Regions from separate parts of the Mus musculus genome. Here regions 1 and 2 are each linked to region 3. Evidence: chromatin loops called from intact Hi-C (ENCODE). Cell type or tissue: heart. All regions are shown on one strand. Region 1 overlaps Fam131c (family with sequence similarity 131, member C). Region 2 overlaps Clcnkb (chloride channel, voltage-sensitive Kb). Region 3 overlaps Efhd2 (EF hand domain containing 2).

Region 1 (8,000 bases), 470 kb before region 3:
CTCCCGAAACTCCTGCCATCCACCTCCCCTGCCTCGAGAAACACCACTTCCTTGCCCCAAGCACTCTGCAGCCAGCACCCCACTCGGAGAGCAGATCCCCCCTTCTTCCTCATCTCCGTCATTGCCGTGTTCCCGGTCCCTAATTCCTGTGACGGTCTCATCTGACATTGGAGCTTGGGTTCCCCTAAGCCCGGCTTTAAGGGTCCTGGGGATGCCCGGATCTGTTCCCTACCTCGGTTAGTGGAGATGCTGGGCTGTTGATTCCTTGTCTCCATCCCCTTCCATATCCAGCCAGTCAGCTCATAAGCTTCCCCAGCCTTTCTCCTGTCTCGACCTGGCTCCCTACCATGGCCTCTGATTGCCCCAACTCCCATCTCCACCCTTGAACTTCAGTCTTTCAGTTGGGATACAACTGATATCCCAAGTAACAGATCTAACCTACGTCTTCCCTGGTTCCTGTCTGGCCATGTTGTAACCAAGGCTCTCCATTGCTGTAGAGATAACACCAAGTCTTCATCTCGGCTCCCTAGTCCCTGTCTGGCCGATGAAAGGCTCCCAGCCTCTAGTTGCCCTGTGTCCCATCCTTGGTTGTATGGTGTTGAGCCAGTACGTCTGTATCTTTAACCTTGTCTCATCTCTGAAATTCTGCCAGCCTGGCCACCATCTGTCCCACCCCAATAGGCCTTCAGAGAGCCCAATTCCAGGTCACCTCCTCCAGGTAGTACTCCCTGATGCACCTCCACTCACTAGAGTCTCAATCCACAGAGCTGTTCATCATGAGTGGAAGGGGCTGAGTCACATGGCCAGCCGGAGGAAGGAGTGGCTGGTTTGGGAAACTTGATCCAGATTCAATAAGACATTGGGAATGAGGGGGGCATACAAACGGGCGGGACATGGCGTGAAGGAGGGCATCAGACTGCGATGGCACAGAGCAGAATTGGTCGTGGTGACAGGATGGTCTGAGGTATTTGGGTGTCACGAGCGGGGGCTTACGTTGGGACGGCCACCCCATGAACAGCTATCCATGGCTTCACAGGGGTGGTGCAGAGCATCAAGGACCACATCACAAAGCCCACGGCCATGGCCCGTGGCCGAGTGGCCCACCTCATCGAGTGGAAAGGCTGGAGCGCCCAGCAGTCAGGCTGGGAGCTGTCCCCCGCAGAGGACGAACATTACTGCTGCCTCCCGGACGAGCTGCGCGAGGCGCGCTTTGCTGCGGGTGAGTGAGGGGTCACGGAGAGAGAGGCCACGGGCTGGGTGTTCAGCCTGAAGCGGGGTCTGAGCGAACCTGCGGTAAACGCGTAAACGCGCAGGATGGTGGGCGGGGCACTCACTCGGTGGCTTCCTCTCTCACAGCTCAGAGAGGCCCATGGAGGCATAGAGCGCCCCCTTCCCACCCCTGTGCTCACTGAGTCTAATCTTGCTGCCCCGCCCCCACTCCACCCACCCCCAGGGGTCGCTGAGCAGTTTGCCATCACGGAGGCCACTCTGAGTGCCTGGTCCTCTCTGGATGACGAAGAACTGCAGCCCGAGGACAGTACCCAGGGTGCCTTCCAGCTCCAAGGTACAGCAGGAACGACAAGGCAGGGTGGGTGGAGCAGCCCTCAGAGGGACGCCAAGGACTCTCAGCAGGGTTCCTTCCTTTCCTCCTCCCCCTTCTTCCCCAGCTACCTGGGGCTGGCAGCTCTGGCTCCAACATTCCCAGGGGCTGCGCTTATCAGAAAGGAGAGACTGGGTGGGGTGCAGCTTGAGCAGGCACTAGGTGGATTTTGGGTGCTGCTTTCCCAAACCTGGGTCCCAATGAAGCGTCCCTTAGCTCTTCTCACATGATTCTCCCTATGACTGGGAGTGTAGGGGACAGAGGACCAGAAAGAGAACCTCTTGTCCCAATACTCACTTCCTGCTCTTATCATCTCTGCTCCGTCCGTCATAGGGAGAAAACTGAGCTCAGAGAGACTTGGAGACCCACCTGAGGTCGCATAGCTTAACAGTGACATTGCAGGCCTCCTCACCCTGGCCTGGTCTCCCGCACCCTGGGAGGTAGGGCACAGGCACAGAATTCCATCTCTTCCCCTGTACCCCCATTTGGTTTTCTAGACCTCGAGAGCATCTACCTTCAGGACAGCCTCCTGAGCGGCCCTTCACAGGACGACAGTCTCCTAGCCTGCTCTCCTGGCCTCACCCTGAATGATGGCTGGCCCTCACCAGAGGAACCCCCTAGCCCCACCCAGCAGCACCACCGGCAGCGGCTGCCAGGGGCCCAGGGGCTCGATGACAGGGCCCACTTGCATGGCTCGCTGCCGTCGGTGGACAGTGGCTCTCTTTCAGAAGAGGAAGATGAAGTGTTTTACAACTGAGGCAAGATGGCCAGTCCGTTGTCTGCACACCCTGCTGGGAGCCCAGCTGTACCACTGTACCACGGGGCATCTCTCGACTCCTCCGTACAAACACAGGGTGGATCGTGGTGAGGAGGCTGGCTGTTACTCCTGTGCACCGCTCAGTGCCTCCATGGACCTGCTCACAGCCTGCTCCAGGACTCTAAGCAGACACCAGGGCAACCAGCCCCAGGAGAGCTGACAGTCGGGCCCCCAGGAGGACACCATGGAAAGATTGTTTGGAGGGGGGTCTGGGGAGCCAACCTCCACCTGGGCTCAGCCTGCCCCATTCAGTCTGGGCATCTGCCTGGAAGGTGGGACTGTTTCTCCTGGACTCTCTCTAGTCACTGGACTGTCTGTCTGTCCTTCCTCTCTTACCTGGTTCCTCTGTGACCGCCACCCCCCGCCCTGCCCCACTTCCCAGCCAAGAGGACCCACGTGTCCTCCCTCACACCCCCTCCCTCTCCCACAGGGTTCTCTGGTGACATTAAAGTAGTGTGTTAATCCCAGATGAACTTGACCTGGTCTTCCTGGGGAAAGTACATTGCTGAGCCCTGGATAAAGGTGTGAGGGGTTGGGAAAGGCTCCCACCTCCAACACACAAAACACTGGAGAGGCCTGGAGTGTCTTGATATTGCAAAGATCCACCCCCAGGGACCCTGCTTTACCCAGCTGTACCACAGGGAGACTGAGTCTGGAGGGCAGGGCCACACATATTCAAGGTCCTTGGATACGTGAAGCCAAGCATCAAAAGACCCAGTAGGGACTCTCTCTCCCTTCCATCTCCCCGCTACAGAGCAGAGGCTGAGGGGCCCCAAGCCCAGCCTTCGATGCTCTGTGATGATCTGTGAGCACCAGATGCCGCAAGAGCTTAACCTAGGCCAACACTAGAACCCAAGGGACCAATTGCAAACTCCTGAGGGAGAAGATGGGTGAACAGTGGCTCTGGGAATCAGCTTTAGTTTTATTTTCTCAGGAGCTACTGGCTGTGAATAGATAATCCCAGAAGGTACGTCTCGTAAACCGGGGTGAGATTTGTCCCTTCCAGACCAGAGAGATGTTGTCCTCTCGGGGGGCCGTGATAAATGTGGAGCCCTGTTCAGCTGGGTAGAGCTGGCTGATGCACTGAGTAGCTGGGCTGGGCTGGAGGAGTGCAGGGAGGGAGGGAAAAGGGGCAGGGCTCTGTGCAGCATCTGGAGCCCTCAGCTGGGTTCCTGTTCCGACCCCCACACGGCTCACTTGGGGGCTGGTGGGTTGATCAAGGTGGAAATGGCTTTCTTCAGCTACAACAGAGAAAAAAGGATCGAGGGGGAGGGAGGGTTGGGGGGATGGAGACATCTCTGGCCTCTATCAAGTGCACCCCACATCGAGTCTGTGGATTTACAGCTGCCATCTATCCCGTCTATCCCGTGGCTTAGATAAGGGACTCTGAAACTCAGAAGGTGGCAGGCTGGTAACTGATGTCCCAGTGGTCATTTTAGTCCAAGGAATAAAGTACATCAGAGTTCCGTGGAGTTTTGAAAGGGGAACGTTGGCACACACACACCCCTGTCCCGTCCCCCCCCCGCTCCCCCCCCCCTGCCTGCTATGTCCACCCTTAAGACCCAGTACCTCCACCCAGGACACAGAGCCCACAGCTCTGCCCCGTGACGTCACGAACAGCGCCTGAAGGGTCAGCAGCTCAAAGAGCCTGTGTGCCTGCAGGGGGGTTGACAGGAACCGATGGGGTTAGGGAACACCCCTCTGCCCACACACCCTTCTCTGGCCAGGTGAGTGAGTCCAGCCGTCAGTGTCTAGTCTAACCACTAGGGGGAGCCAGACTCCACATAAGAAGCAAGGCCTTTGGTCCAGGTTCCCTGGGTCTCAAGGACATCGGTCCCTGGCAGAAAGTTTGGGGCCATAGCCAGGTTCCTAGACTGAGTCTGTCATCCCCACCCCAAGTGCCTGCTTTGAGAGGCTGAGTAACCTAGCAGTTTTCTCACAGGAGTGTGTGTGTGGGGGCTCAATTGGGGTCCCTGTGTGATGCTAAAAACCTTCTTTAAAAGTTTTTTTTGTGGGGCTGGAGAGATGATGGTTCAGTGGTTAAGAGTACTGACTGCTCTTCTGAAGGTCCTGAGTTCAAATCCCAGCAACCACATGGTGGCTCACAACCATCCGTAATGGGATCTGATGCCCTCTTCTTCTGGGTCTGAAGATACTACAGTGTACTCATATACATAAAGTAAGTAAATAAATCTTTTTTTAAGGTTTTTTTTTTTTTTTTTTTTTTTTGTGGCTGGGCAGTGGTGATGTACGCCTTTAATCCCAGCACTTGGGAGACAGAGGCAGATTTCTGAGTTCGAGGCCAGCCTGGTCTACAGAGTGAGTTCCAGGACTGCCAGGGTTATACAGAGAAACCCTGTCTCAACACATCCCCCACCCCCCAAAAAAGTTTTTTTGTTTGTTTGTTTAGTTTTTTTAGACAGAGCCTCTCTATGTAGCCCTGGCTGTCCTGGGACTCACTGTGTAGACCAGGCTGGTCTCAGACTCACACAGATTTTCTTGCCTCTGCCTCCCACATGTTGGGATTAAAGGTGTTTACCGCCATGCCCAGATTTTTTTTTTTTAATGTGCATGGGTGTTTTGCCTGCATGCGTGACTGTGAACCACATGTATGACGTGCCTCTAGGGACCAGCAGAGGGTGCTGAATCCTTAAGGGCTGGAGCTGCCATGTGCTTGCTGAGAATTGAACCCTGACACTCTGGAAGAGCAGCCAGTGTTGCTAAAGCTAAGGCATCGCTCCAGCCACATGGATGCTTCTAACTAACAAGCACCGGTTTCTATCCAAAAGCATGTGTTTCCCAAGCTCGCTCAAGTCCCTATCTCCTCTGCATCGCCCCAGGAACCCTGGTGATGACCCAGGCTGTGGCTGCTGGGCACGTCTGTAGATGAATGTGTGTGTGTTGTATGTGTGTATATGTGTTGTGTGTGTATCTGTGTGTATATAGTGTGTGTTGTATGTGTGTATATGTATATGTGTTGCGCATGTATGTGTGTATGCATGTGTATGCATGTGTGTATATTGTGTGTGGTATGCAAGTATATGTGTTGTGTGTGTATATATTGTGTGTTGTTTGTATGTGTGTGTGTTATATGTGCTGTGTGTGTATATGTGGTATGTGTGGTATGTTTGTATATGTGGTGTGAGTGGTGTGTGTGTGTGTATGTATATGTTGTGTGTGTGTATATTGTGTATGGTATGTGTGTATATATGGTGTGTGTGTGGGGGGTATGTATGTATATGTTGTATTGTGTATATTGTGTATGGTATGTGTGTATATATGGGGTGTGTATATGTGTGTAACACCTCACAGAGGGAGGATATGGAGCCTGTGTCCCCATCAGTTCCACCCTTTTTCCCCCTTACCTGATATAGGGAGGTCTCTGGGGACAGCTGCAGGGTCACTGGCTGTGTGGGGCAGCCACCAGCCAAGATGTCCTGGAGAAATCGCTGGGATTGGAGAAAGAAAATGGGGTCTGAGCCAGCCTATAGTTCCCAGACTCCTGACCCTTGAACTCCTCTCTCCCTTCAGAGCCCTGATCACACGGCCACTCTGTCCCCACACCTGGCAGGGGAGCCCACCTCTTGGCCTGGAGCCCAGGAAGCTGGCTGGGTCTGAAGGGCTTGCACCAAGTGGGTCCTTTCCACAATGCCCACCAGGGTCTGAGACTCTAGGAAGTACAGAGGAAGGGACTTGTTATAAAAATAAAAGTCACATTATCTGAGTCCCTACTATGTGCCATGAACATGCTGGTCGCTTCTTTTTAAAGATTTGATTATTATTTTTATTTTATGTGTATGAATATTTTGCCTGCATATGTGCACTACACATATTATGTGCAGTGCCCACAGAGGCCAGAAGAGGGTGCCAGAGTCCTCCGAACGAGCCAAGAGTTAAGGACAGTTGTAAGCTGCCATGAGAGTGCAGGAAACAAAGGCCAGGTCCTGTAAGAACAGCCTTGATCTTAACCAATCTCTCTCCAGCCTCATTCATGCTGGGTGTTCTTAAGTGTCAGAGAAAATTACAGATTTTTCAGTCTCCTAGGACACCTTTCATCCAGTTTACAGCTGAGGGAACGCAGGCTGAGGGGCACAGTGGGTAACTGTCCTGTCTCCTGGAACTCAGTTTTAGACACAGATGTTTGACAGCTGTGGATGGCCATATCATCCTTGACTAGCATCCCAAGAGCCACCCCCAGGCTGCTTTACAATGACTTTCCATCTCCAAACCTCTGGAAGTTAGCATGCTTATTATGTCCATTTCATTCACAATAAACCAAAGCACAGAGAAGCTAAGGACTTGTCCCAGGTCACACAGCAGTCTGGACTCAGAGGCACATCCAACACCCTGCCTGCCCTTGCCGCCCTTACACTTAGAGGGAATTTACACGCAGTGCCCCTCCCCCACCCCCACCCTAGCCGAGTACCTCTGGTCTCCACCAAGGGATACTGAGACACATCTGTGGAGGTCACCACCTTGACCACCTCCTCCAGGGGCATGTCCTTGGCCAGTGTGGTGAGGTTAGAGTTCATGAAATGTTCCACCGTTACAGGGTAGGAGCTGTGGACAGAGGAAGCATGTAGCAGGCCCTGCGGTGGGGGTGCTGGCCCCCCCAGGACAAGACAGGAAACCTTGCTGGGAGAGCTTCCATGTGTGATAGCTGATAGTTTAATTTTTTAAAAAGATTTATTTATTTATTTATTATATGTGAGTACACTGTAGCTGTCTTCAGACACTCCAGAAGAGGGCATCAAATGTATTTTATGTATATGAGTACAGTGTGGCTGTACAGATGGTTGTGAACCTTCATGTGGTTGTTGGGAATTGAATTTTAGGACCTCTAATCACTCTGGTCAGCCCCTGCTTACTCCAGTCACCACCCCCCCTCACTCCAGTCAACTCCCTCAGTCCCTGCTTGCTCCGGCCCAAAGATGTATTTATTAACATAAGTACACTGTAGCTGTCTTCAGACACACTGGAAGAGGGCGTCAGATCTCATTACAGGTGGTTGTGAGCCACCAGGTGGTTGCTGGGATTTGAACTCAGGACCTCTGGAAGAACAGTCAGTGCTCTTACCCGCTGAGCCATCTCTCCAGCCCTCGCTTGTTCTTTAGTATTTAAGTTCAGGACAAAGCTCATGGGATGGCACTGCCCACACTTAGGGACAGCTGACACCGCCTAGAAACTATTTTGCCAAGGTCTCATTATATATCTTGTTAAGTTGAAGGTAAGAATTAAACTATCAGGGGCTGTTGAGATGGCCTCAGTCACGGCTGCTCTGGAAACAGAAACTGCTGGGTGCATTCTGGTTGAGGAAGGATCTCAGACCGCATCTGCATCCTAGCTCCTGACCACCTAGTTAGGTCGGAAGAGCAAGAGAGAGAGGAGAAAGGCCTCCTAACTGATGTTCAACCTCCTCGTGACCTGAAGTAAGACTTGTCCAAGCTCTGGCTTTCTCTCCCAGCCCCTGAAGCTCCCGGGAGGTTGAGGGCCAGCTAATGGGCTGAGGGCAATTGCAGTGGTGTTGGGGTGTGTGTGTGTGGGTGGGTGTGGGTGTCCCTAAACTTCCACACCACCCTGGCC
Region 2 (8,000 bases), 450 kb before region 3:
TTAAAAATCCCATGATCTTTAAAAAAATTCAAACACTTTCAAAAAGTTTGGCCTTTATAAAATAACCATGGGCTCGTGTAAAATCATAAATAAGCTATGGACTTCTTATTACACGAGGGGAGGGCCAGAGCACTGTCAATCAGAGCAAAACCCAAGGCCAGAAGTGTAAGTACCATTATACCTGAGGTCTCAGACTTAACGATCACAGGACTCACAGGGCCTTGGGCAGCCCCTCTTCTCCAGCTCTGCGGCTTGTCCTGTAGGCTCCAGCCACTGTCCTTGGCCGACTTCCCATTGTCCTAGAGGTGTCTCCATAGGAGGCTTCACCGAGCCTGTCTTCAGGGTCTCTGACCCCACCGCTTGGTGCTAACCTCTGCTTCTCTTCATGACCTCGTCAATCCCATGGTCTCGATTGCGACTGAAGACAGCATTTATTGGCAAGGCTCTTCTTCAGTGTGCATCCTCAGGACCGTTGTCAAGGACTCTCTGGCTAGGGATGCATGGATTCGCTTCTGGGTTCTCTTTTTGACCCACTGGTCCACACAGCTATTTTTATGCTAGAATCATTGCAGCTTCAATTTCTGTAGTTTTGAGATCACGTTGTTAAATTCCTCCACCTTTTTATTTCCTGCTCAGGATTCCTTTGACTTTGTGTGTGTGTGTGTGGGGGGGTCCATTAAACTTTTAGAGTGTTTCCCCATTCCTTTCTTTAAAAAATGAAAAACAAACAAAAAAGCACAAAACCAAAACAAACAAACAAACAAACAAACAAAAAACAACAACAACAACAAAAACTTTTTACCCAGCAGTTGGTGGCACACTTTATTTAATCTCAGCACTCTGGAGTCACAGCAGGTAGATCTCTGAATTGAAGGCCAGCCTGGTCTACAGAGAAAATTCCAGGATGGCCAGGGATACACAAAGAAACCCTATCTTGAAAAACTGGGAAAAAAAGATTACTTAATTTTTAAGTGTGTGTGTGTGTGTGTTTGTGTGTGTGTGTGTGTGTGTGTGTGTGTGTGTGTGTGTGTGTGTGTGTGTGTGTGTGTGTGTTTGCATGCTTCCCTGGGGGCCACAAGAGGTCATCTGACCCTTAGAGCTGGAGTTACAGGCAGTCATGACCCTCCCCCGCTGATGTGGCTGGCGGAACCAAACTCAGATCCTCTGTTGAAGCAGTAAGGGCTCTTAACTGCTGAGCTGATTCTCCATCGCTGGACAATTCTTTCTGTTGAAGATTATTGGTATTTTGATAGAAAATGGAATTGAATCTTCAGAACATTGCAATTGTGGATATTTTGACAAATTAATGTCTTCATTCCATGGACATGGGATGCCGTTCCACGCTGGGACTTTCTCACCAATGTCTTCCACTGATATTTTCTGATTTCCATCTTAAAGATTGTTCCATTCTCTGATCTACCTGACACTACCTCAGGAGTGCTGGGGTTAAAGGCGTGTGCTACCTGGCTTCCCATCTGGCTTTACCTTTTAAAAAATAAAAATGTAGCCGGGCGTGGTGGTGCACGCCTTTAATCCCAGCATTTGGGAGGCAGAGGCAGGTGGATTTCTGAGTTCGAGGCCAGTCTGGTCTACAGAGTGAGTTCCAGGACAGCCAGGGCTACACAGAGAAACCCTGTCTCAAAAAAAAAAAAAATTCTAGATTTTTCTTTAATTATCATTTGTAGGTTTGTGAATGTGATTGGTTTCCTTCTGAATAAGTTTAAGTGCTTCAAACAAACAAACAAACAAACAAACAAACCAGGAGGTTTTCTTTTCTGTTTTCGGTGGAGCAGGACTGGAGACTGGACCCAGGTTCTCACCCGTGCTAGACAGACATTCTGCCCCTGAGCTGTGTCTGCAGCCGGCTTTCGCTTTCTCGTGTGTGAGCTCGTGCGTGTGTCAGTATGCGTGCCCACGTTCGGGGAGACACTGGTGTCAGGTGTCTCCCCTCAGTCTCTCTCCTCTGACCTTTTGTGTTTTGTTTGTTTTTCGAGACAAGGACTCACCATGTTGCCCTGGCTGACTGAGAACTTGCTATGGAGACCAGGCTGGCCTCTGTCTTACAAGTGCTGGGGTTAAGGGTATGAGCCACCACCACTCAGCCAACTAGCCAGCCTGCTTCCCTCCCTCCCTCCCTCCCTCCCTCCCTACGTCCCTCCCTCCCTCCCTCCCTCCCTCCCTCCCTTCCTTCCTTCCTTCCTTCCTTCCTTCCTTCCTTTTCCTCTTCTTTTACCACCTTTCAGAACTGTTGATTCATAGATTGGGTGTAGGAGTGGGGACCAGGTCAGAAAGAAAGTGAAGGCCGTGGCCTTTCTGAAGACAAGATTCCCCATGACAGGAACGCCCTCTGGGAACAGGACATGGAGCAGAGGCGTGAGTGTGGGTGTGGAATCTAAGTGAAGTGGAATGGCAGAGGGCAGGGTGTGGGTTCAGCAAGGCAAGGTAGCCATTGGTCATAGTGGCAGGGCATGGGCATGGGCAGGCCTTTGAATTATGTGTGGCATTTGAGGTGCAGGGCATTCAATATTCAGGGGGTTATGAATAGATATCTGGGTTGGGGTACAGACCATGAAGTCGTTTGAGGTATTGGGGTGTCCTGGACTTACATATAGGCAGTCACCTGATAGCTATTCATGCCCAATTACAAAGCCCATGGCTGAGTGACCCATCACATTGAGTGGGAGGGCTGGAGAGCCCAGTGGTCAGGTTGGAGCTGTCTGTTGAAGAAGATGAGCTGTGTGAGGCTGGCCTCGCTGTACCTGAGTTGAGGGCGAGGAGGGAGAGGACAGATCAAATCTGCAGGCATGAAGCTGAGTCCTTCGGGGTCACGGATCACCCTGTGTACATAGTCTGGAGCCATAGGAAAAATGGGATGCCTTGATGGCCATGGTGTAGAAGGCTACTCAGAGAGGAGGTTTCCCCTACCCCCTTACTCTGCACACCCTTAAGGGAGGAGAGGGGACACTAATGGCTCCAGACATCAGTTTTATTTTTCTCAGAAGCTCCTGGTTAGCAGCAGGCAACCCCAGAAGTCACAAGGGTCACAATGTCTTCATTTACTCTCAGCTCCTTCAGGGATCGGAGTGTGAATATGGAGCGTTCTTCTCTGCTGAGTGGAGATGTCTTGCCGGGCTGAGAGATCCCAGATCCATGGCAGCTGAGCAGCTGGGTGCCAGGCTGCCGACCCCCCCCAGGCTGACTCACTTGGGGGCAGGAGGATTGGTCAGGGTTGAAATTGCTTTCTTCAGCTATGACAGAGAAACAGAGGATAGTGGGGGCTGGGAGGTGGAAGGTTAGAGGAGGCGAGGCTGGAGGGAATTCGGTGCCCCCAACTCCTCAACGTTGCCCAGCCCTCAAGACCCCAGTACCTCCACCCACGATACAGAGCCCACAGCTCTGCCTCGTGACGTCACGAACAGCGTCTGAAGGTTCAGCAGCTCAAAAAGGTTGTGTGTCTGCAGAGGGGTTGAGAGGAAATGCTAACAAACCCCTCTGGCCGCATACCGTAGCCTCCTTGCCTGGTGAGCGGGATGTAATGTGAAATATGACCACGAGGGGGAGCCAGAGTCCACGTGAGATGCTGAATGAGGTCTCTGCTAGAAGGGATCATACAGCCTTCCTCATGACGCCTCCACCTCCACCCCACTCTCTCTAGTTCTCTCTTTACCTCATGCAAGGAGGTCTCCAGGGACAGCTGCAGTGTCACTGGCTGGGTGGGGCAGCCATTAGCCAAGATATCCTGGAGACAGGGCTGGGGGTAGGGCAAAGGACAATTGGGACCTGGGCCAGCCACCAGCTTCTAGACCTTGGTCTCTGAACTCCTCTAGGTCAGCTTCACAGCCCAGCTCACCAACTCCATCCTGTCCCCCTCTGGCAGGAGGACCCACCTGCTGGCCTGGAGCCCAGGAAGCTGGCTCAGTCTGGAGGGCTTGCACCAAGTGGGTCCTTTTTACAACGCCCACCAGGGTCTGAGACTCTAACATTCAAAGAGAGAGGGACGCATTATGAACATAGATCATTATAAATGTAAGTCATATTCACTGAGCACCTACTATGTGCCAAGAACATGCTAGGCGCTCTGGTGTCTGAGGAAACTACACTACTTGTGTGTGATCTGTTAGAATTCTTACCACCCAGCTTACAGAAGAGGAAACTGGTTATCTGGTGGGTTAATTGTTACTCTATACCATTCAGCTTCCATAATGACATGCCAGCTGAGTGCAGCTGGGTAAGGCAGCCAGTGGGCCAGCAGATATTCTAAGACACCCTACCCCCAACCCCACCACATTTTAAGAGGTGGAAGCTATGGACATTAGCCTCTTGACATATCGGTGTCACAGCTGGGCTGTCCTTCTTCTCTGTTTCCCTTGCAGTTGTTTAAAATCTGAGTCAGGTCAATGGAAAAATGATCCCAGAGGTACACTCCAATCTGAGATCCTACTGTGTGCCGGGGCTAGCGTGGATACAGGGAATAGCCTGGATGCATGGAGGGAGTTTCCGGGCATCTTGAGAGTCGTAGGCATTCTTCCCATTCTTCACTAAGGATCCAGCTTGATATTCTCTTTCTCCATTAAATAAAACCCCAGGGACTAGGCATGGCTATCACTCAGTAGCGGAGGGCTTGCTTAGCATGTGCTGGCCCTGAATTCAGTCCTTGCCACCACAGACACACTTGGTAACCAAATGCTACAATAGAAGTGTCCCTCCCTCCTTTAATAAACCAGTGGTTTGTTTCTAGGGTAGGCTGTGGAATCTAGTCAGGGAGATGTGCGGAGTCCAAAGCCATTCTTGGTTCTAGGAGGTGAAGCCTCTTGGAAGGGCCATCGCTATGTAAAATAAGTAGAAAATGTGTTTGCTGTGATCTCTCCCATTGGTGAGAGCGAAGTCCCTGACGTTTGGGTGGCAACCTATGATGGCCCTTCCTACTTTCCACACAAGGACACTGCCGGTCATAGAGCCCAAGAGAACCACAAGGTTCTTTCCCTCATAGGTGAGTTTATTCTGCTCGCTGTGGGGCATATGGGTGACCTTGGTTGTTCATGTTGCTCACGGCTCAAGTGGTCTGCCCAAGGGCAAATGGGTCACAGGCCCCAACAGTGCTACCCTGACTGAGTGTGCACCCTGCCTTGTTGGCACAGAGGGGACACACGGATGGACAGGTGCTCCGGGAGCTTCAGGTAGCTCCTCCCCTACCTGGGCTATCTCCCTCCCATAAGGACCACGCTCTGTGAACTGGAGAGGGGCGCTCGTTAGTCTCTCTCTGAGACTTAGCACCATCCTTCTGCCTTTAAAAGGATGAGCTCATCTTGGCAAATGGAACAGCGGGGGGGGGGGGCGGGGGAGGAACACTCAGGAATGTGAAGAGTCAGCCCATGAGGCTTGGGTCCAGGAATCCAAAGAGCCAGTCCCAGGCAGTCTTACAAGCACCTCTCATCTTTTTCATTAAGCACATCACCCCTACTTTCTACTTTCTCCAGAAGTGGCTATTGGGTCCATTTTCTCCACGAAGAAACTGGAGCTCAGAGAAATTAGGAGACTTGCCCTGGGTCACACAGCTACCAAGTTGCAGAGTCTCGATTAAGGGACAGATCTAACACCCTGCTTGCCCTTGCTGCCCTGACACGCGGGGCCCTTAAAGGGAAGCAGGGGGAAGCCCAAAGCCTCCTCCCAGACAGCCACTTTCTCCTCAATGGCTGTGGAATACCTGTAGTCTCCACCAGGGGGTACTGGGTCACATCTGTGGAGATCACGACTTGGATCACTTGCTCCAGGGGCATGTCCTTGGCCAGTGTAGTGAGGGCGCAGTTCATGAAGTGACCCACAGTTACAGAGTGGGAACTGTGGGCAGAGGGAGACATCAGTCAGGCCTGGAAATGGGATGATACCGGCCTGGGGCAAGACAGGGTCATCCCAAGGAGCCTTGCTGGGAGAAGACCTGTGAGTCCCAAGGATGGGTTTGGTTCAGAGGAACCCATAGGTTCTAAAAAAAGAAGCGATGGGAACCACAGCTATCTAAAGACTGGGAAACTGAGGATTGTTTGGAGCTGGACCTTGTGTTCAGTGACACTTGGAGCCTTTGAGATGTGCCACTTTGGGACCAAAGATACTAGGGTACAATCCGATCAAGGTGGGGTCTCTGAGCCCATTTGTGGGACAGCTACCAGGAAGCCATCAGAGAAGGGGAGGGAAAGAGAGGGGCCCCTCCTGTCTGTTGCTCATTTCCTATCAGCCTTGCCTGACAGAGACTTAGCTTCTTCATCTAGCTCATGGGCTGGGGGATGTTGTGGGGACCAGAGGGCGGGTGTGTATCAGCCCTATCATCCTACAGTTCAAGGTCAGCTGTGATGGGCTTTTCCAGGAGTCCCTCCACCCCCAACCACCCTGGGCATCATCACACCATCAGCCAGCCCGAGGCTCACCCAATCTGTCGGCCACGGATCCACGGCAGGTACGGCAGTTTCTTGACAATGATGGTGCCATCGTAGAAAGAGGGCTGGAAGCTCTGAGAGATGGCGTTGGCCGCCAGCACAGCCATCAGCACAGGCAGTGCGTGAACGAGCTGGCCCGTTACCTCAAAGGCCAGCAGTGCCGTGGAGAGGGTGTGGGTCACCGCCCCTGAGAAGGCAGCAGCACCTGCAGGGACACAGCCAAGGTGGGGGGGGGGTGTCCCAGGCCAGGAGCCAGGCTCCCCCAGAGGGCAAGGTAGGCACAGTGCGACCGTGGTTAGGCTCAGCAGTGCACAAAGAGCACACACCACAACTGTTGGAAGGTTCTAGCCTTGCCGAGAGGAAAGAGTGCAGAGCACGTGGGGGATGGGAAGGAAAACGAAGAGAAAGCGGGCTTGGGGGTGGTAGGGCTCAGGGAATAGACGGGGCCTACTGAGGAGGGGGGGACCCACCTGCTGGCCCCAGATACACTCACCTGCCAGAGCATAGGCCCCGGGCATGATGGGATTGACCCTGCCTCCAGCCACAATGCCCTCTGGGAAGGCGACAGATAGAACCTCCCCAAAGAGGCGCCCAATGACAGCTCCTGCCACAGATTTAGGATGAATGAAGCAACCAGGCTGACCTGACCCCTCAGGCCCTCATCCCGACCCCATCCCCGGTACCACTTTGGGAGGGAGATGATACCGGAAGTCATGTCCTATGCCCCCCAAACCCTCTCAGACATCCAGGACTCCAGTCTTACCATAGATAAAGATGGGCAAGAAGTATCCAGCAGGGATGGGGATGGTGGTTGCCAAAATCAGCATCCAGAACTATGGGGGGGGTGCCCACACAGCAAGAGTTAGAAGCAACACAGGAGGACATGGGCAGGGGGCGGGGGAGGTTCCTAGAGAAAAGGGTGCCCAGGCTGGAGCCCACGGCAGCATTTGCCTCTAGAGATGAAGGAACCAAGCTGTAATAAAGCACCTACTGTGCGCAAGCACATTCCAGGTTTGTCACTCTCTTCTCTCTCAGCCTGCTCTTTAAGATCAACTATCCCATCTCAAAGAATGTAGGAAGGGGCAGGGTAACTGCTTTTGCACTGAGCCTGACCACTTCAGTCTGGTCCCTGGAATCCACAAGGGGGAAAGCAACTTCTGCAAGTTGTCCTCTGAGCTCCACATCGCACTGTGGCACACTGCATACACGCGCACGTATACACACACACACATGCACACACGTGCGCGCACACACACACACACACACACACACTTGCACGCACATGCACGCATACACACCGATTTTTATAAGAATAAGGGAAGAGCCTGGTCTGCATAGTGAGCCTGAACCTCTCGGATGAAGGCAGGGAGGGAGAGAGTTGAGGCTGGGAGGGTCTCTGAGGTACACAGTGAGCCAGGGTCAGATCAGAGACCTGGACATAGGAGGGGGTGCTCCAAGCTTTAATTCAGAAAGCAGCCCCATCTCCCCCAGGACCTGCCATGACTCTGCCCACCTTCATGACCAGGAAGAAGACTAGTGTCCCAAAGACAGTCAACTGTGGGTGACACCACT
Region 3 (8,000 bases):
GCTAGCCAGGCTCTATCTGGGAAATTAGGGGCCCTCCTGCTGACTGACCTTAACAATCAATATTGCGTTATCTGTGCAAGAATTCTAGCAAACTGGTAAATGGAAACGTGGAACTGAGTGGTTGGTACGGGCCCAGCAGAAGCTAGCCCCACAGGGTGGACCAGGGCAGCACAGCTCATGTGGTAGAAGTCTGTGAGTCTTGCAGCGCGGCAGTAGTGGAAATCCATGTGGTGTAGCAGTGGCTTCAGGCAGTGATGGCTGTGGCAGCCATCCACATGGAGTTGGTTCTCTGGTGGCAGTGGCGGCTTTACCATTGCACTGGGTGTGATGGCTGCCTGGACTCCGCAGCTCCCCTGCATAAAGATTCCTGGGTTATGATCTGGAACGTTGCGCGGCTTCAGAGGGACTACACCAGGCCAAAGAGTTGCATTTGAGGTTTATTGGGAGAGAGAGGGGCAAGGTGGCAGGGGAAAGAAAAGGGGAGGGGGGAGAGAGAGATATCAGGGGGGCCTTTCTTTATATATGGGTGATGATATAGTGACAGTTAAAGGTGGGTGGTTGAGCCAAGTGGATTCTGGGAATATAGTGTTGTCTTGGCAACACGTGTTCGGGTCCTGCCTATGTGGTGTCACTGTTTTTGGAGGTCCTGATACCAACAAGGGTGATTGATGCCTGGCTGGAGCTCTGCAGGACATGAGATCTATTCTAGGTGGAAGCCGGATAGGACTCAGGAAATAAGGTTTCTCCTCCTTTGCTGATCCCACGTTCAAATAAACTGGAGGCACTGAGAATGTCACAGTGCTCCATTCTGTGCCACCGTAGCCCTCATTTCCAGGGCCCACAGTGTGACTCTCGGGATCTGAGATCTCATGGCAAGTCTTGCCGCGCTGCAAGACTCACAGACTTCCAGCAGCTGTGATGGAAAAGTAACCACAAAAGATGTGTGGGGATGGTGGGGTGTGACCAGGTGATGTCCTTGGCCTCCAGAGAAGCAATGCTAAGGTTTTGGGGGAGGAAGTGGAGCAAGGGCCTGAGAAAGGAACAGGTGTCAGCGATGGGGACTCTGGGCTCTGGCTGCTTTGACAAGATGAGGTGGCAGCCGTTGCCTCTGTTCCCTAAAGCTGGCAAGGTTTTAACTCCTCAAATACCACAGGGAAGAATGGTGGCCTCAGAGTTTTGGGGGTTCACTGTCGAGCTTCAGATCAGTGAGGTAGAGTGGTTAGTTCAACGGGGGGTTGACTGTGGTGGTGCACAACTTTAACACCAGCACTCGGGAGACTGAGGTAGATTTCGAGGCTAGTCTGGTCTACACAGAGATTTCCAGGCCAACCAGGGCTACAAGGTGAGCCACTTCGTCCTTTTTTTTTTTTTTTTAAGATTTATTTATTTTATGTATATATGAGTATACTGCCGCTGTCTTCAGACACACCAGAAGAGGGCATCAGATCTCATTACAGATGGTTGTGAGCCACCATGTGGTTGCTGGGAATTGAACCCAGGACCTCTGGAAGACTAGCCAGCGCTCTTAACTGCTGAGCCATTTCTCCAGCCCTTCTCTCCCCTCCCCCGCCCCCCCCCGCCCCTTTTAAAGAGTCCCATGAGGGAGCTGGGAAAGCAATGGAGATTTGAGTGGCTTGAATATAGTAAAGAGGATTAGTGAAAAGATGGGGATCCAGGGGAGGCTTTTGTTTGGGTTAAAAAAAACAACAAAACAAAACAACAACAACAACAAAACCAAAACCTTACAGCTGGGCTTGGTGGCTCGGGCCTTTAATCCCAGCACTCTGGAGGCAGAGGCAGGTGGATTTCTGAGTTCGAGGCCAGCCTGGTCTACTGAGTTCCAGGACAGCCAGGGCTACACAGAGAAACCCTGTCTCAAAAAAACCCAAAAAAACAAAAAAAAAAAAAAAAACAAAAAAACCCAAACCAAACCAAACAAACAAAAAAAACTTTACAATTACATGTAGTTATATGTATGTTTGTGTGTGCTACACGCGTGTGCCACGGCCTACATATAGAGGACAAAGGACAACTTGGTGGAGTTGGCTCCTATTTCCAGTATGGGTCCATGGCGCCCTGGCTGGTCTCAACACTCCCGATTTTCCCATCTCTGACTCCTCAGCGTCGGCCTTACAGACACGTGCCACCAGACCATGCTCGTCGGATGGTTTCTGGAGCGGTTTCTCTTGGGAACTGGGTCACTTGAAACCACCTCATTTCTCCGCTGGCTTTCTCTGCCGGCCTCTGAGTGGGTGGGGTGTTGGCAGACTAAGGTTGAGGTCCCCAATAGCTGAGGCTCTGGCACCAGAAAGTCAGCCTGCTGGCCTAGGAGTCTGAGGGCTCTCCGCCCACGCTCAGCGCCAGGCCAGCTGTGGCGTGAATGGAAGCGGGGGTCCTTTTCATCTTGTTCCCCTTCTGCAATCTGCCTGACTAGCACGGTGGTTCTCCCGGCCCTTCCACGGGGGTCAAACGACCCTTTTACAAGGGTTGCATATCAGATATCCTCCATAGCAGATAGTTACATTAGGATTTCTAACAGGAGGAGAATTAGTTATGGAGTAGCGACGAAATAATTTTCTGGTTGGGGAGGGGGGGTCACCACATTGACCCCCAATGAGGAACTGCATTAAAGAGTCACAGCATTAAGATGGTTGAGAACTCCTGGACGAGCCAGTTTGAGAATCCCTAGTGGATGAGTGTGGAGGGTACTCGGTCACAGAAAAGCACTAGAAAAAACACAGTTGCTAAACCTGCAGGTTTTCAAAATCGAATCCCCTAGACTGACTCCTGAACACTGTTTCTCAGTCAGTCGAACTCATTCTTGTGGAAGGGCCACAAGGTGATCTTTCTAGAGATGTACTTATTAGCAAAGGAATTTCGATGTAGCCCTGCCTAAAGCTTTGTTGGGGCAGTTGCCATGTGGGAACTCCTCCCCCCGCCGAAGTTTTACTGTGTTAAAAATATACAAAAAGCAAATCCCATGGCATCAGACTCCAGAGGTTTTGGCCCAGAACTGGTGAAGTTGTGCTGATCGGAGTTTCATTGCTAAACTCACTTGCATCGCTTCGCCACTGTGTGCAGTGACCCCCCCGCAAAAAGATACTGACGGGAGATGCCTGGCTTAAAATGTTAGTGGTGGGTGGTAGTACGTCAGGTATTGGGTAGCACGTGAGGAATGGTGTACCCCAGGATATATGCCTCCCCCCAGAACATTGCCCTTCCCAGGCAGGGCTGAACTGACAAAGCTCAAGGTGCAAAGCGCCATCGGAAGCTGCAGTTCCACTCCTGGCCGCACGGGGGCAGCAGCATCCAGACAAATCAGAAACTTCCCCCACTTGGTTTAGGCTGTAACCACAAGTCTAGAAAGACCTGGAGATCCCAGTTCAGTCCAGCAAATGAAGACTGGGATGCCATGGGCCCCACACAGGCAGCGGCTGATCTCACCACTGCAGCTGCTCCAGCACTCCAAGGGCATTGAGGATGGTGGGTATCTGTGTGCGTGCCAGGGTTGGGGGCGGGGCTCACTGATCCTGAACCTCTGTACCCATAATACTTTGCTATAGTTTCTATTAGACTGGGGCTTGTGGCATAGTCCAGGCCAACGAGGTTTGAACTCTCCTTCCTCTCACCTCAGCCCCTGGAAGGCCAGGATGACAGCAGGTGTGTACCACATCTGTTCTGACCATCATTCCGACAGTCTCTGTGAAATCTCAAGGCAGGTGGCCTTATGAAGAAGGCTCGAGCCGAATCCTGCTGCCCCAATCGGTCTGTGTACCCGAAGACCTTCAGGCCTCCCTGTTCTTATCATTAAAAGGAATTCAAAAACAGTGCTCCTTCGGCAAGCTCCTTTAAGGATGAAATGAGTTTAATACAGGTAGTGCTTAGATCAGGAGTGTTTGTAGATGCTAAGGGACAGAGCTCTCCAGCAGGAGTGCCTTCCTCCCCAGGCTCCTGATGTGACGGCCCAGATCCAGCGACCTCATCCTGATCCTGTCCACCTTTGTTTCTAGTTAGTCATCAAAAACCACACACACATAAGAATATAGAATTTTATCTCATTTTAGTTAAAAAAAATAATCGTACCACCGAATGAAGAAGTAGTTTTTTTCTTTTTTTCTTTTTTTGGGAGGTACTGAGAGGGGGAACCAAAAATAAAATGCAAACAGCCAAAAGTAAAGAGAATTTATATTCATCTGTATAAACATATCCGCTGAGGCAAACGCAAGCCAAGGCCACGGCAGCTGGGCTGGGCTGGGCTTGGCTCGGCCCCTCCGATTCTCATAGGTTCTAAGACCGAAAAAATAAAACCTTTGCAAGTCCCACAGGGGTCCCAGGGACTCTGGGGACATTGTAGTAAAATAAAGAGTTATCGAGCTTCACAAGCAGTGACACGCTGAACATTGCATAACGGTGGCCCCGGTGGCCATTCACTTAGACTGGGTGACGTCACAGTTTCACAACACAGCAACGGACACGCACATACACACACGTGAGCAAGCACATGGAGCTATAGAGGAACGGCACGGGTTTCACTGTGGCCTGGGGAGTCCCCATGCGAGTCTACGGGTGGGCACGACAGGCTGGTGCCATCACGGGTGACAAACCCAAGGAAGGAGAGTGTGAAAGGGGTGCCGGCCCCGAGTCCTACTGCCAGTGAACATAAACACGTCAGGCACTCCTTGGGGAGTCAAGGCAGAGTGCTGAGGTCCACCCTGAAAAGGCCAATCCCTTAGGGACCCCACCCCTCTCTCCACAGCCCCTTGGGACCCTCAGCTTGCTGCGGGGGTAGGCTGTCAGAGGGTGACATTTCTGCCCCTCCCCTCGGAACCCTATCACTCACATCCCCAAGGCATGCCTGGCAGAGTGTAGCCTGTGAGGTAGATTCGCACAGTGGCCTTCACCCTGCCTGGCTGGGCCCCATTGAAATCAGCTTAGAGTGCTAGGGCCTGGATCTCCTCACTAATGTAGGAGTCCCCGGATCTCCTCACTAATAGAAGAGTCTCTCCACTTCCATCAGAGATGGGGCCTGATCTGAAAGGAAGCGTCCTGGGGAGGGTCTCACTCTCTGCTGGACCATGGCAGGGCGGCCTATAGTTAAGGGGAGTTGGGTGGGTGGAGAAAGTAGCTGGTACCAAAGGCAGGGGCGTGAATGGGCTGAAGTTGGGCTAGAGCAGGCAGCAAGGTGGCCAGAGAACAAGACACGTAGGGATGGCCAGAGAGGATGCTGCTGGCTGGCATCACAGCCGCATGAACCGCAGGAGAGGGCAGGGCAGGGACCAACCACCGAGGAGACTCCTGAATGAGATCGGGTCACATATCGTTTGCGGTTTTTAGTAGTGGTCCGGGCACAGAGAGCAGGACCTGGGAGCTAGTCTCCCACAGATCCCCTGTACCCACCCGTGCCCCCAGACCGCACACGGGGCAGGGCCAGGTCTCGGCCTTGGCTCTGGCTACTTGAACGTGGACTGCAGCTCCTTAAAGGCCGCTTTCCGCTGCTTCACCTCCTCAGCCTGCTTCTTCCTTTCCTCTTGCTCAGCTTTGATCTCTTCCTCAAAGCGGCTGGACACGTTGATGGCCTGTACCTGGGGGCGAGGGTGACAGACAGGTCAGGGGCGTGGTCTCCACATCAGCCTGAGGAGCTGCTCTCCCAGGGATCCTTTCTGACCCCGGCCCTGGTGAGCCATAGTCACCTCTCTGCCTCAGTTTCTCCATATAGAACCTGGCACACACTTAGAAATTGACCACGGGGCTTTCTGGGGGGCGGGGGAGGGGAGATAGAGCCAGCTGGTAAAGTGCTTGCCTGGCATGGGTGACATCCTGGTTTTGAGCTATACTTCAGAAAACCAGGTATGGTGCTGAACACTTGTGATCCTAGCTCTGGGGAAAAGAGAGACGGAAGGATATGAAGTTCAAGGCTAGCCTGGGGTATTCGAGACCATTTTTCTCTGAGAGAGTAAGAGAGAGGAGAGAGAGAGAGAGATGGAGAGAATACACGCACACTCACAGAAAGAAGAGGAGAGGGAGAGGGAGAGGGAGAGGCTGTGTATGCAGATGGTCTGAAGGCCCACAGCTTCGTCCCGGCTGGGGCTGGCAAGGGTGGGGCCTCCAGAGAGCCTGATGGCCCTGCACACCTCAGGAAAAGTCAGCTCCACCTTTCCCCTGCAGCCCTGAGAGGGACGGGGAGGGACTGGCACAGTCCTGTCTTAGCTGTGTCGTCGCACAGTTGGACCTCGCAGTCCCTGGCTTCTCACCTTGGCCTCGAAGAAGTTCTTGGCACCCTTAACGCCCTCTGTGGAGACATCGATCTCGGACAGGCGGGCCAGGACGTGCAAGCCGCTGTCTTCCTGCAACTCCCCTGCTGCTGCCTTGCGGAAGATCAGAAGGAACTGCGGAGGGAGGGCACAGGGGTCAGCAAGGGAGAAAAGGGAACAAAGTCCAAGGCCACACCCAAGCCTCAGCTCAGATCCCTCCGCAGAAAGGCCGAGTGCTCACCTGCAGGACCGGAAGTCAAGATAGGCTGGGCTCTGGCCCCTACCTTCCTGGTCTGTCCTGCCAGGACCCTGGGTGGCAGAATTCCCACCGTCAGCCTGTCTCTACTTGCCACCCACTGTTCCTCAACACAAAGCTGCCCTGCATTCACAAAGCCTTAGAGGGCCCACACTCCCATTCTGCAGTACGGATGATGGTTCGGAGATGGCAAACGGCTTCAGCATTGGAAGGATTCGGTTGGATGCTCTCTGAGCCCAAGCCATTCTCGGGGACCACTTGACTTTTCCCCCTGGCCTCTTGTCACCCCCAAACATACAACCCAAGAAGCCCTGGACACCACCTCTCTGACTCATGCCAGAGCAACTCCCTTCCCATATCCACAAGTCCATATCTGCAACTCCATATCCGCAACTCCATGCTGTTTGGGGGCCTAGAACCATGGCTATTTTTTTTAAAAGACTTATTTATTTATTTAATGTATCTGAGTACACTGTGGCTGTCTCTAGACACACCAGAAGAGGGCACTGGATTCTACTACAGATGGCTGTGAGCCACCATGTGGGTGCTGGGAACTGAACTCAGGACCCCTGGAAGAGCAGTCAGTGCTTTTAACTGCTGAGCCATCTCTCCAGCCCGAACCATGGCTATTTTGCTTTGAACCTCATCCCTCCGGCCATTCCCCAAACAGGCTGGTCCATAGCTTCCCCCTCAGAGAATGTGAAGCTACACGGTGCCACACCTGGTCCCCTCAGCAGACCCTGTCACCCTCCCTTCCTCTGAGCCAAGCACTGTGTAATCCAGTTTTGGGCGCTTTCCCTTCTAATCTCCAGGCCCTCAGAGCACACAGCCTTTCCCCACAACTCAGTTGAGTGCATAGGAATCGATCATGATGGCACTCATAATGCTGGCACCCAGGAGGCCCAGGCAGGAGGCCGCCTGCCAAGAACGCCTTGCGAGCCTCTCAAGGCCACCCAGTGCTGGGGTGTGGCTGGCTGGGAGTGGCCCCTGGATGGACTCACCTCCCGGAAGCTGAGTTTGCTGTCGAAATCCTCGTCCACCTCCTGGATCATACTCTTGAGGCCCAAGTGTGTCTGGGGGGCCCCCAGCTTCTCCATCATGAGTTTCAGCTCCATCAGGTCGATGAAGCCATCCCTGCCGGCATCATACCTGTGGACGCAGAGAGAGGCTTAAGGCTCTCCTGCCATCCCTTGTGTCTGACTCTGCAGAGCGGCCACAAGCCTGGGGGGCAGGATGTGGTCAGTGTCTTCCCATCAGAGCTGGAGGGGACCTGGCCACGTGGCCTGGTAGCATCCTGTATTTTAAACAAGGCTAATTCTCACATAAACCCACGGTGTGGGGGAGGAAGCCACAGCCTCCTATACTGAGAGTGCATGAAAAAGCAGATGTTTTCACATCATGCCCATGGATCCTGCTCTCTCTGGTCCAGGCCCCTCTGTGGGCACCCGGGGACAGGGAGGGTCGTCTCAGTCTCTCTTTAGCCCGATCTGTGA

Evidence for each region. Hi-C counts contacts between places; a loop is a spot of excess contacts. Peaks named below come from ENCODE experiments on the same cell type or tissue, not always from the same donor. Only the 100,000 strongest peaks of a DNase experiment are listed, where the experiment ranks them.
Region 1: a loop joins it to region 3, with 4 times the contacts of the local background. A loop is called at or near these places in 12 of 42 quality-filtered maps.
Region 2: it touches region 3 in a loop (3-fold over the local background); 6 of 42 quality-filtered maps call a loop at or near these places.

Annotation. Positions count from the first base shown.
Region 1 is chr4:141,381,291-141,389,290 of GRCm38, forward strand. Fam131c (family with sequence similarity 131, member C) reads left to right here. Exons shown (of 7, transcript NM_001085513.2): 5 at 1,037-1,219; 6 at 1,454-1,564; 7 at 2,098-2,884. The coding sequence ends at 2,357. Clcnka (chloride channel, voltage-sensitive Ka) reads right to left here. Exons shown (of 20, transcript NM_024412.3): 16 at 6,844-6,977; 17 at 5,999-6,087; 18 at 5,783-5,866; 19 at 3,987-4,073; 20 at 3,321-3,658. The coding sequence ends at 3,611. Among named protein-coding and RNA genes, the nearest start is that of Clcnka, 13 kb to the right of the region's middle. In heart, CTCF peaks have their summits at 4,174 (motif pointing right) and 6,270 (motif pointing right); DNase peaks (open chromatin) are centred at 4,150 and 6,288; H3K4me3 peaks cover 1,563 bases; H3K27ac peaks cover 907 bases; H3K27me3 peaks cover 4,151 bases.
Region 2 is chr4:141,401,385-141,409,384 of GRCm38, forward strand. It overlaps Clcnkb (chloride channel, voltage-sensitive Kb), which reads right to left. Exons shown (of 20, transcript NM_019701.2): 12 at 7,942-8,000; 13 at 7,192-7,261; 14 at 6,922-7,032; 15 at 6,420-6,633; 16 at 5,705-5,838; 17 at 3,888-3,976; 18 at 3,668-3,751; 19 at 3,369-3,455; 20 at 2,973-3,248. The coding sequence ends at 3,201. Among named protein-coding and RNA genes, the nearest start is that of Gm34693, 4.7 kb to the left of the region's middle. In heart, CTCF peaks have their summits at 3,541 (motif pointing right) and 5,712 (motif pointing right); DNase peaks (open chromatin) are centred at 3,597 and 5,717; H3K4me3 peaks cover 791 bases; H3K27ac peaks cover 2,754 bases; H3K27me3 peaks cover 1,156 bases.
Region 3 is chr4:141,854,297-141,862,296 of GRCm38, forward strand. Efhd2 (EF hand domain containing 2) reads right to left here. Exons shown (of 4, transcript NM_025994.3): 2 at 7,509-7,656; 3 at 6,252-6,386; 4 at 3,846-5,582. The coding sequence ends at 5,451. Gm35034 (a long non-coding RNA gene) reads left to right here. Exons shown (of 3, transcript XR_003955163.1): 2 at 3,345-3,483; 3 at 3,635-3,820. Among named protein-coding and RNA genes, the nearest start is that of Gm35034, 9.9 kb to the left of the region's middle. In heart, a CTCF peak has its summit at 3,293 (motif pointing right); DNase peaks (open chromatin) are centred at 3,235, 4,455 and 6,375; H3K27ac peaks cover 512 bases.